Linked DNA regions of Homo sapiens: region 2 is linked to region 1. A link is a contact called in ENCODE Hi-C or POLR2A ChIA-PET data. All regions are on one chromosome and are shown on one strand. Each heading gives the region's core, a stretch centred on a gene start or an enhancer-like site at or near the end of the contact. The rest is flanking DNA. Distances are from core to core; before and after follow the strand shown. Region 1 overlaps HSD52 (a long non-coding RNA gene). Region 2 has its middle 31 kb from the start of HSD52.

What was found. Hi-C counts contacts between places; a loop is a spot of excess contacts on that map. ChIA-PET counts read pairs that join two places held with the same protein, here RNA polymerase II (POLR2A). Pooled maps may share reads with other maps.
Region 2: a map of DLD1 shows a loop between it and region 1 (4-fold over the local background). The contact joins two enhancer-like sites. A Hi-C loop is called at or near these places in 3 of 168 maps with a recorded cell type or tissue (Calu3, DLD1 and ascending aorta) and 2 of 50 pooled maps. POLR2A ChIA-PET finds 5 or more read pairs at or near these places in 2 of 52 experiments (A673 and T-cell).

Annotation. Positions count from the first base shown.
Region 1 is chr1:59,140,853-59,146,485 of GRCh38, forward strand. All of the region lies in intron 1 of HSD52 (a long non-coding RNA gene), which reads right to left. Among named protein-coding and RNA genes, the nearest start is that of HSD52, 3.1 kb to the right of the region's middle. Within about 2 kb of position 2,344, at least 7 of the 41 ENCODE cell types and tissues checked have a DNase peak (open chromatin) inside an H3K27ac peak, as active enhancers do.
Region 2 is chr1:59,174,658-59,180,457 of GRCh38, forward strand. No RefSeq gene overlaps it. Among named protein-coding and RNA genes, the nearest start is that of HSD52, 31 kb to the left of the region's middle. Within about 2 kb of position 3,919, at least 9 of the 41 ENCODE cell types and tissues checked have a DNase peak (open chromatin) inside an H3K27ac peak, as active enhancers do.

The DNA.
Region 1 (5,633 bases), core at 1,094-3,593:
AACAGCTGGGACATAACAAGATACATGCAGGGAGAGCTGTTAGGAGGCTGAAGCAGTGATTTGGGGCAATAATAGTGGTGTTCTGGAGGAGGGTGGCGGCTGTGGAGATGGACAGGAGCATGAGGGTAAAGGGTGTGATGAGGCCAAATCAACAAATTATATGGTCCTTGCTTTGAAGGAGAAAAAAATTTTAGTTGAAAAAAATCTTTTCTCTCTTAATTCATCCCAGTTTTCTGTGACTAGAAGGACACTTAGAGGTCACTTAGTTCAATTTTCCCCTTGCAAGAAGTCCAGGGATTTTGAATTCCTTCATGCACACAAGGAGTGGGTGAATATTAGGCAGCAGGGGGAATACTCTGGGTGGGCAGCTGAATGGGACACAAGCTTTCTCAAAGTTCCAGAAATTTCCGGACATAGAAGTGTGTATTCTGCTGGCCAGGCCCATGGCTCCAGGCAAAGGGGTGGTTTTGAGGTGACACTTCCTCTGCTGGCTATGATGAAGCACTCTCCTGCCCTCCCCAGGCAGAAACCCCAGCAGGGGTCGGGGGGCACAGAGGCTGGCATGAGGCTGAGGGCTCCTTTCTGCCAACAGACCCAGCCACAAGTGCTTGCTGAGTGACTGCCCTGTACCCAGCCTTGTTCCTGGAAACTGCTGTGATAACACTCTCTGGGTGAGAACCAAGATTCGCTGACCTTTTACATAGGCTGAATCTCCAGGAAAAGGTCATTCTTTTTGGAGGTTGTTGAAAATTTAATGACAGCAATTCCTTAGGCTTGTAAAACCCTTTTAATGTTCTCAAAGCACAGACAACAGCATCTTCTCTTACACTGAGTGGTGTTTTACAGTGTAAAGCACTTACACAGTGACATGCTTGATCCACAGGAAGCCCTGGGAGGGATGCAGAGATCATGGGCCCTAGAGCCCAAGTGACTTCAGTTCAAATCTTTTTTATTCTACGCCTCGAGGCTGTGGGGTGTGGGCCTTGCTTTACCTCTTTGAGTGTCTTCCTCCGTAAGATACATATAATATACAGCCATGTGACAGTTAACAACGAGGATTCATTCTGAGAAATGTGTCCTTAAGGTGACTTTGTCGTTGTGGAAGCATCATCGTGTGTACTTACACAAACCTAGATGGTGTAGCCTACTACACACCTAGGCTACAAATCTATACAGCATGTTACGTTGCTGAATATTATAGGGAATTATAATACAATAATATTCATGCATCTATAAATTAATAGAAAACGTATTATAATCTTATAATCATAAAAATATGGTATTATAATCATGTGGGGCCACCATCATATATGCAGTCAGCCACTAACCAAAACAGTATGTGGCACATGACTGTACCTATTTTGAAACGTTACTGTAAGCATTAAATAAAATGATGCTGCCTGGCCCAGTACTCAATAAAGGCTAGCTTCCTCCAACTTGTTTCCCACCCATTCCCATATTCCAAACAAGGACATATCTAGGGTTGCCACACTAGAAGTTTTACCTGGCACATAGTGGGTCTGAAATAAATGTTAGTTTCCATTTTCCTCCCTTTAAAGCCCTAAACTAAAGCTATTTCTTCCCTGGGTTTTTCCTTACCCGGCCCCTGGTATTTCCTGGAAAACCCCTTTGACAATATCACAGAGCCGTGGAGCCTCTCCTTTGAGAAACGCCCATATATATATAAAGAGGCACCACACACACCCTCTCACCCACACAATTTTGCTTATGATTTTAAGAAGTTCAGATTCCCTGAAGCTTAATTTAGAAGCCTGTGATAGCACCCATATGACACAAAATATCTTCTGCCACAAAGTACAGTTCTTCAGTTATCTGATTTCCGTTTGTAGATTAAAAATTACAAGGAGTTGGAGACCAGCTTTTCTTCTTGTCCAAGTCTGTGTTCTATATGGTGACTGGAGGGTGATAAATACACGGTGAATGTTAATTTAATGCCTGGGTGGACAAATGGATGGATGAATGGAAAGGTGGGTGGGGAGGTGGATGGGTGAGTAGGTAGTTGAAGGGATGGTAGTAGATAGGTGGGTAATTTGGGTGGCGGAATGGATGGGTGGATGGATAACGTAGGTGGATAAGATGGTGAAGGGGTTGCCAAGCTCAGAGAAAGGCCCAGGCAAGCAGTGAGAAGATAAATTAGTGGTCACGGGGGATCTTAACACTCCTGGCAGAAGACGTCTGATATAATCAGTAGAAAGTATGGGATCTGGAGGGTTCAAAGCAGAGAATGAGTGGAGAAAACAATGTCTTAGCAGGTTGGGTCTGAAGCAGGGCTCTTAGCTGGGTGGAACAGGAAGAATCTGAGTCAGAAAGCCAAATAGGAAACAGGGCAGGAGATAGGGGAACTCCTAGCCAAGAAAGCAGTGCTGATGCTGAATGGAAAGCAGAAGCTGCAAGACCTGTTTCTAAGGAAAAGTGGAGAGTGGACAGGATCCAGGGGGTAAGGGAGAGGACTGAATAGAGACACAGGAATTCATGGCATGTGGGATTCTCTGAGTCATAAGTTCAACGATCATTTGTTGAGTTCTTCCTGTGTGTCAGGGGTTGTTTTAGGCACCGAGGATAAGTCCTTGGTGTCAAATAAGAAAGACAGAAACATTAATAAAAGTTGAGATTTACGGAGCATCCGCTATGCATCAGACACTATTCTAAGGGTTTAATGTGTCTCTTCCAAGCAACAATTGTATGAAGGAGGTATCATTATCATCATTGCTTAACAGTTAAGGACACTGAGGCACAGAGATAGTAAGTCACTTCCCCAACACAACTAGTTAAGTATCAGAGCCAGGATTTGAACCCAGTTTCTAGGGCCTATGTGCTTCTTTGCTGTGCTATTCTGCTGCCGTTAAATGAATAATTAAACAATAGTTGTACTGCAGGGTGATGAGAGATATGATGGCAGTCTTTACTGGTTACTGTGGGACACAGAGCGGAGGTGGTAATTGACTTTGGTTGAATGGGTCTAAATGGGTTTTAGGGAGAAGACTCTTTGAAGCTGGATTTTGGAAAATGAGTTTCTTAGGCATCCCGTAAATAAGGAGTGAGGTTTAAAGATGAGGAAATGAGGAGAAGGGCATTCCAAGCAGAGCAACCAGCCTGTGCAAAGTGCACAAGCACCGAGGCATGAAACAGCAGGGACCTAGGCAGGAAACCATTAGTAGTTCTATCAGGCTGTTTTGCAAGGCTAAGAGCTGCCAGGAGGAAAGACATGCTGCCTACTGGGAATAATGCTTAGGAATGTTCCCCTCAGCCTTTATAGAAATATATGGTGTTCAACAGGCTTTTTATCTCTTTTATCATCCTGAATAACCCCAACAAGTAGGAAAGTCAAATATTAAGACTATTCCTATTTTGGGACTAAGAAAACAGCTTGGAGAAGTTAAATGACTGGTCTAAGATTACACCTCCAGTGTGTAGCAGAGGCCAAACTAGATCCTCTGACTCCTAACTTTAATAATCTGGACACACTGGCACACAAAACATTTTGATGAGTGCTGCTAGTACAAAGAAAAATAAGATTGAGTTCTCAGTTTTCTGCTACAAAGGCAATGATGAGGCAGCTCAGATCTGCAAAGGACTGGATATGAAGCCTTGACAGAAAAGTAACCACCAAGATTAATCAACATGAGTGCAGCACTTCACAGCTTGCAAAGCACATTTACATACAGAATCTTAGTTGACATTTATGGAGACACTGTGGCAGATTGTACAAATAATGTTCTTGTTCCCATTTTTCAGATGAACTAGATATACTAATTGATTTGTTTAAGTCACACAGCCTGTAGGTGATAGATTTAAGACTCAAATTCAAGTCTTTCTAATGCCAAATGTATAATACCCATGGGGGCTGTTAATATAATGGCCAATATTTATTGTGTGATTACTATGTGCTAGTTGCTATGTTAAATGCTTACATGCAACATTTCATTTCCCTTCTACAAATATGCCATGAGGTAGATACCTGCTTTAAAATAAAGAAAATTGAAACTCAAAACAGTTAAGTTCCCATAGCTAGGATGACCAGCCAACCACCACTCAAAGCCCCCTGCTTCTAGCACTATGCAATGTTGTCTCCATTGTCTTTAGTCTAGTCCACCCGAACTAAGGAAAAAAATACTTTGAGCTTTTCACAAAACTTGTGTAAAAGCAGGTACATTTGAGGATAAAAAGTTTAACTATTTTATTCAAAACTCTTTATTCCCTTTGTGAATGGTCCAGTGAAAAAGGCCAAGCTTTCCATGTTACCTGCGAGGAAGGCCCAGAGAGGTCATGAGACCTAATCAATAACACACAGCAGCACCAAATTCCTAGTTCAGTGCTCAAAAGTTTAAACCCCAAAAGCCATTCAACTCCTCCTCCCTCCCCTCTGTCTTCTTTATGACCTGGCCTTGTAGGGTAATGGGAATGAGCATGGAAGACAGTCAAGCTGGGATCTGAATCCTGGACATAGAATTTACCAGTTGTAAGCACTTGGACAAGTTGCTCTTTGTGTCTCAGCCTCAGTTTTCATAGCTATAAAATTGTTATATAACATTGTTTTTTTTTTTTCTTTTTTTTTTTTTTTTTGAGACGGAGTCTCGCTGTGTCGCCCAGGCTGGAGTGCAGTGGCGGGATCTCGGCTCACTGCAAGCTCCACCTCCTGGGTTCACGCCATTCTCCTGCCTCAGCCTCCTGAGTAGCTGGGACTACAGGTGCCCGCCACCACGCCTGGCTAATTTTTTGTATTTTTAGTAGAGACGGAGTTTCACCGTGTTAGCCAGGATGGTCTTGATCTCCTGACCTCGTGATCCGCCCATCTCGGCCTCCCAAAGTGCTGAGATTACAGGCGTGAGCCACCACACCCGGCCTATAACATTGTTATATACTATTATTCAACTTGAGGGGGGAATTGAAAAGGTTAAATGAGGTAATGTCCATCATTCTATGTCATTACTTTGTTTTAATTTCTTCCTAGCATTGAACACTACTTATGATTATTTTATTTGTTCATGAGTTTACTGACTTTCTACCTTTGTCTTTCCATAGCTGTTCTCCAAGTGTCTAGAATTGCAGTGATTAGCACAGTGGCCACTAGCCAATGTGGCTATTAAGCATTTGAAATGTTCCTAGCAGGAACTGAGATGTGCTGGAAGTGTAACATACACACAAAGTTTCAAAGACACAGCATTAAAAAAAAAGTAAATGTAAAATATTTTATTGATAATTTTTATATTGATCACATATTGAAATAATATTTAGGGCATATTGGGTTAAATTATTAAAATTACTTTTACCTATGTCTTTTCACTTTCTTTAATGTGGCTGCTAGAAAATTTAAAATGTCGTATGTAGTTAATATTATTGCCATCGACCAGTGCTAGTCATGAACAATGCTGGCACATACTAGGTGCTCAATAAATAGTTGAACGACTGAATATTTTTCTTTGAATGAGTGAGTGGCACAAAAGTGAAAGTATGTGAATAATAGTTTATCTCAAGTAGGCGACCTCCATAGGATAAAGCTGTCTGCTTTAGGTTAATAAACTAATTCTGGTTGAGGTGTTAATAGCTGATAACAGCTTAACTTGTTGGCATGAGTCAAGGTAAGATGTACATTTTAATTGCAACTCTCTAGA
Region 2 (5,800 bases), core at 2,669-5,168, 35 kb after region 1:
AGGATTTTAAGCAAGGGAGTAACATACCAGATTTACATTTTTATGTAGTCAAATATATATAATAAAGTTTCTCATTTTAACAATTTTTAAGTATAATATTCTGTGGCATTAAGTAAATTCACATTATTATACAACCATCACCACCATCCATCTGCAGAACTTTGTCATCTCCAGCTGAAACGCTCTACTCATTAAACACTAATTCCCCATCCTCCCCTCCTCCCAGCCCCTGGAAACCACAATTCTACATTCTGTCTTCATGAATTTGACTACTATAGGTACCTCATGTAAATGGAATCAACATTGTTTCTTTCTTTGTGACTGGCTTATTTCACTGAGCATAATGTCCTCAAGATTCAACCATGTTGTAGCCATGTGTCAGAATTTCCTTCCTGTTTAAGGCTGAATAATATTCCATTATACATATACCACATTTTCCATGTATTCTGTAATTGTGTGTATACCACATTTTGTTTATCCATTCATCCGTCTGTAAATACTTGAGTTGCTTCCACCTTTTGGTTATTGTGAATAATCCTGCTGTGAACATGGGTGTACAAATATGTGTTTGAGTGCTGCTTTCAATTCTTTTGGGTATACATCCAGAAGTGAAATCTCTAAATCACATGATAATTCTATGTTTAATTTTTTGAGGAATCACCATACTGCTTTCCGCAATGGCTGCACAATCTACTTTCCCACCAGCAGTGCACATTCTAATTTCTCCGCATTCCCGCCAAACTTGTTATGTTCTGGATTTTTTCTTTTTTTCTTTTTTTTTTCTGGAGCGCAATGGCACAATCTCGGCTTACTGCAACCTCCGACTCCCTGGTTCAAGCAATTCTCCTGCCTCAGCCTCCCAAGTAGCTGGGATTACAGGCATGCACCACCATGCCCAGCTAATTTTTTTGTATTTTTAGTAGAGACGGGGTTTTACCATGTTGGTCAGGATTGTCTTGATCTCCTGACCTCATGATCTGCCCACCTCGGCCTCGCAAAGTGCTGGAATTACAGGCATGAGCCACCCCACCTGGCCCTATGTTCTGAATTTTTTTGATTTTGTTGGTTTGGTTGTTTGTTTGGTTGGTTGGTTGGTTGGGTTTCATATACTAGCCATCCTAATGCGTGTGAAGTGATATCTCATTGTGGCTTTTATTTGCCTTTCCCTAACATCTAGTGATATTGAGCATCTTTTTAAGTGCTTATTCATTTTTTGAATATCTTCTCTGGAGAAATATTTATTCAAGTTCTGTGCCTAGTTTTAAATTGGATTGTTGTTTTGTTGCTGAGTTGTAGGAGTTCCTTATATATTCTGGACATTGGTTCTTTATATGATATAGGATTTGTAAGTATTTTTTCCCATCTTATATGTTGCCTTTTTACTCTGTTAATACTGGCCTTTCACACACAAAAGTTTTTAAATTTTGATGAAGTCTAACATCTATTTTTTCTTTTGTTGTGCTTTTGAGGTCATATCCAAAAAATCAATGCCAAATCCAATGTCATGAACATTTTCTCATATGTTTTCTTCTAAAACTTTTATATTTTTAACTCTTTTGTTTAGGTCTTTGATCAATTTTAAGTTTGAATATGGTGTAAGGTAAGGATCCAGCTTCATTTTTTTGAATGTGGACAATCAGTTTTCCCAATACTATTTGTTGAACAGATTGTCTTTTCCCCCATTGACTGGTCATGACACCCTTGTTGAAAATCACTGGACCATATATGCAAGGGTGTACTTCTGGGCTCTCTATTCTATTCCATTTGTCTATGTCTATCTTTATACTTTTATACCAGTACATCACTGTTTTTTGTATGTGCTTTTTGTTTGTTCATTTTTTTAAGAGACGAGGTCTCGCTCTGTTGCCCAGGCTAGAGTGCAGTGGCATGAGCATAGCTCACTGCTGCCTTGAACTCCTGGGGGATCCTCTTGACTCAGCCCCCCTCATTGATGGGACTACAGGCATGAGCCACCACCCCTGCACTCACTGTTTTACTATAGTTTACCATAAGTTTTGAAATCAGGAAGTTGAGACCTCCAACTTTGTTCTTCTTTTTCAAGATTATTTTGACTAGCTGGGTTCCTCAAGATATCAGACACATTTTAGAACAGATTTTTAGGAAAAACATCCAAAAAATTTCTGCAAAAAATGTCATTGAGATTTTGATATAAATTGCATTTAATCCATAGATTGCTTTGGGTAGTGTCAACGTCTTAATAATAGTAAGTCTTCCAATCCATAAACACAGGCTATCTCTCCATTTATTTGTGTCCTCTTCAATTTCTTTCAGCAATGTTTTATAGTTTTCAGTGTGTAAGTTGTTTGTTTCCTTGGTCAAGTTCATTTCTATTTTATTATTTTTGTGATGTTACTACAAATAGAATTGTTTCTTAATTTCTTTTTCAGATTACTTATGTTGAGTTTATAGAAATGCAATTGATTTTTGTGCATCAGTTTTGTATCTGGCAACTTTTCTGATTTATTAGTTCTAGCAGTGTCCTGTGGAATTCAGAGTTTTCCCTAAATCAGTTCATATCTCATCCACTAACAGATACAATTTTACTTCATCCTTTCCAATTTGGATACCTTTTATTTGTTTTTTTTGCCTAATTGCTCTAGCCAGGAATTCCACTACTATGTTAAACAGAAGTAGCAAAAGCAGGCATCTTTCTTATTCCTGATCTCAGAGGAAAAGCTTTCAGTTTGTCACCACTGAGTACGAGGTTAGGTGTGGGTTTTTCATGTATGGCCTTAATTACGTTGAGGTATTTTTTTCTATTCCAGTTTTATAGTGTGATTTACATTTACAAAAATACTTTGGCTGTCAAGTAGAGAATGGACTGGGTGGAGATGAGCTGATAGTTGAGAGACCTTTTAGAAGCTGTTGTAATAGTTTAAGCAAAAGATGATGTAGTTACCAATTAGAGTAGTATTAGAAAGAAATGGAGAGGAGGAAATAGTTATGAGAAACTTTTAGGAAGTAATGTTAGTAGAATGTAGTGACTAATTGGATATGCTAGAAGGTAAGGTTCAAGGATGCTTTCCAGGTTTCTGACTTGGGAAACTAGAGAGGGGTTGTTTTATGAGGAATGATGATGAGTTAATTAAGGATGAAGCACTTGGGGACAAGCAATTAGAAGAGTCATGAGCTTGAAGAAAAAGGCATGGGCCAGGGATGGAAATTTTTGAAATATTTCCACCCAGGTAGTGGTCAAAACCATGTGTAGGGATGGGTTGAGCAAGAGATACAAAAACAAATGCCTGGAGGGGCCAGACAGGCAACAACCATAGTGGATGGTGGCTGATGCAATACCCCAAGGGAGCTTAGGACCTGGGGCAAATGAGTTTGCAGGCCCTAACCAATGTAATCAGCCAAGCAAAGCAGACTGCTGGTTTCTGTCCTGCCCCCATCCCGTTCCATTGTTCTCCCTTAAGAACATAGAGGGAGGCCAGTGCGGTGGCTCATGTCTGTAATCCCAGCACTTTGAGAGGCCAAGGCGGGTGGATTACCTGAGGTTGGGAGTTCAAGACCAGCCTGACCAACATGGAGAAACCCTGTCTCTACTAAAAAATACAAAATTAGCCAGGCATAGTGGTGGCGCATGCCTGTAATCCCAGCTACTTGGGAGGCTGAGGCAGGAGAATCACTTGAACCCAGGAGGCGGAGGTTGCGGTAAGCTGAGATGGTGCCATTGCACTCCAGCCTGGGCAACAAGAGCAAAACTCTGTCTCAACAACAACAAAAAAAAAAGGAAAAAAAAAAAGAAAAAAGAAAAAGAAGAACATAGAGGATAGGTTCCATCATCTTAATGGAATTTCAAGGAATATGTCAGACCACTGGAGAGGTAATTTGAGTCAAGAGAGGCCTCCCTCTCCTCAGCACATTTGACATCATCACAGAGGCAGACGTGGCTCCAGTTGCAATTGGCTCTGCTCTTCACTGTGTTCCCTAGCAGCATTGCTCAGAGCAGTGACCGCCAGGAGCTAAAGTTGAGGAGCCTGGGGGGCCTTAATAGGGAGAGCCAAGAGATCTCAAGGCCAAGGCCAGCAGGCCTGGCTCCTGTTTCAGGGCCTGGAAGCTTAGTCCTTTAAAACATCAACATATTAATGAGCTGCTGAAGGCTTGGCTTTCCATACATGGGACATTTGGAAAGAAAAGGTTATTTTTGTTGTTGTTTTTAATACATAAATAACACAATCTGACTTTTTAGCACAGCAGAGAGGTCTGAGCAGCCAGAATAGGAAGACCCCCCACAGGGGTGAATTTCTGAAGCCAGTTCTTGCACGAGCCTGAAGCTCCAGGGGGACTCAGGCCCGAGCAGCCAGAGGTCAGCATCTCTGTTTCCATTTTTCCTATAAATGGCAGTCCAACTAGGGCAGGGGAGCAAGGCAATTGGCCTGGGTTGTTGGAGTTGTTTGTTTGACCTGCTGGATTGAACAAACTTAGCATGTCTGTGATTTTGCCCTTTAGATGGCAAAATCTATGTGGACCAGACAGGAGATTTTAGGAGGCCCTTTCTGGTGGCAGAAACAATCAGCTCTATTAAGCAACCAGCAAGCAAACACACTCATTCTTCAAAGCCTGGCTCAGATGTCATCTTCTACATTCAAACCTTTTCCATCTCATGCCTTTAGGACCCCATAACATTTACTTGTGTTATGTGCCTCACTGGGCCTCACTTTGGGCTTCTCAAAGGCAGGAAGGGTCTGATTCTAATTCTACATGTATGTGCTTTAGGACCAAGCTAGGTGCCTTGTACACACCCAGTGTTTGAATGAATTAATGCATGGCTTAACATTTTATTAATGTAGTGTTCCTTCCTTCACACTGCCAACTTCCTGTGGCTCCTATGTAATCTTTCTTTCTTACAGCTATTGTATTAGTTTCCTAGAGATGCCATGACAAAGTACCACAAAGAAGATTGGCTTAAAGAACAGGCATGTATTGTCTATAGTCCTGGAGATGAGAAGTCCAAGGTCAAGGTGTCCATGGGGCTGATTCCTTCTGAGGGTTATGAGGGAGCATCTGTTCCAGGCCTGCCTCCTAGCTTCTGGTGGTTTGCTGGCAACCTTTGGCATTCCTTGGCTTATTGATGCATCTTTCCAATCTCTGCCTTCCTTCATGTTCATGTGGCATTCTCCCTGTGTGCATGTCTAAATTTTCTCTTTTAATAACGACAACAGTCATATTGGATCAGGGCCAACCCTATTCCATTATGACCTCATCTTAACTCATTACATCTGCACTGACCCTATTTCCAAATAAAGTTACATTGTAAGGTACTGGAGGTTAGGTCTTCAAATTCTAAATTTGGACAGGACACACACCTACTCATAACAGTCATGATTTACACCTGGCAATTTTCAAAGAGCTGTCCACTCTCACAGCCTTCTTGAGGTTAAGGATTACATCCTATTCTCATGAGGCTGGGGTATCTTAGAAGGAGCTCTGCTCTAAAAGGACAAGTGACTCCTATTTCTTTGCCTCAGTTTTCTCATATTTAAATCACAAAGGTAGAGTAAATAATTCCTTGAGCCTTTCTTAGATCTGAGATCCTTGCATTTTTCTGGAAATCAGTGTCCCAAGGCATGCTGTCTTTTCTAGGAGTTCTCTCATCTCTAACTAGCAGCAACCTGACCACTAGAATACCTTGCTCTTTCTTTTGCTAATCTGTTTTATGTCTAAAACTTATATCCTACCCCTTTCTTGGCCTCCTCGCTCTGGGGTTCTCATTGCCCAAGATTTCACAACTTAGTTAATAAAAGTACACTTGTTGGCATTGTCATTGATCAATGGT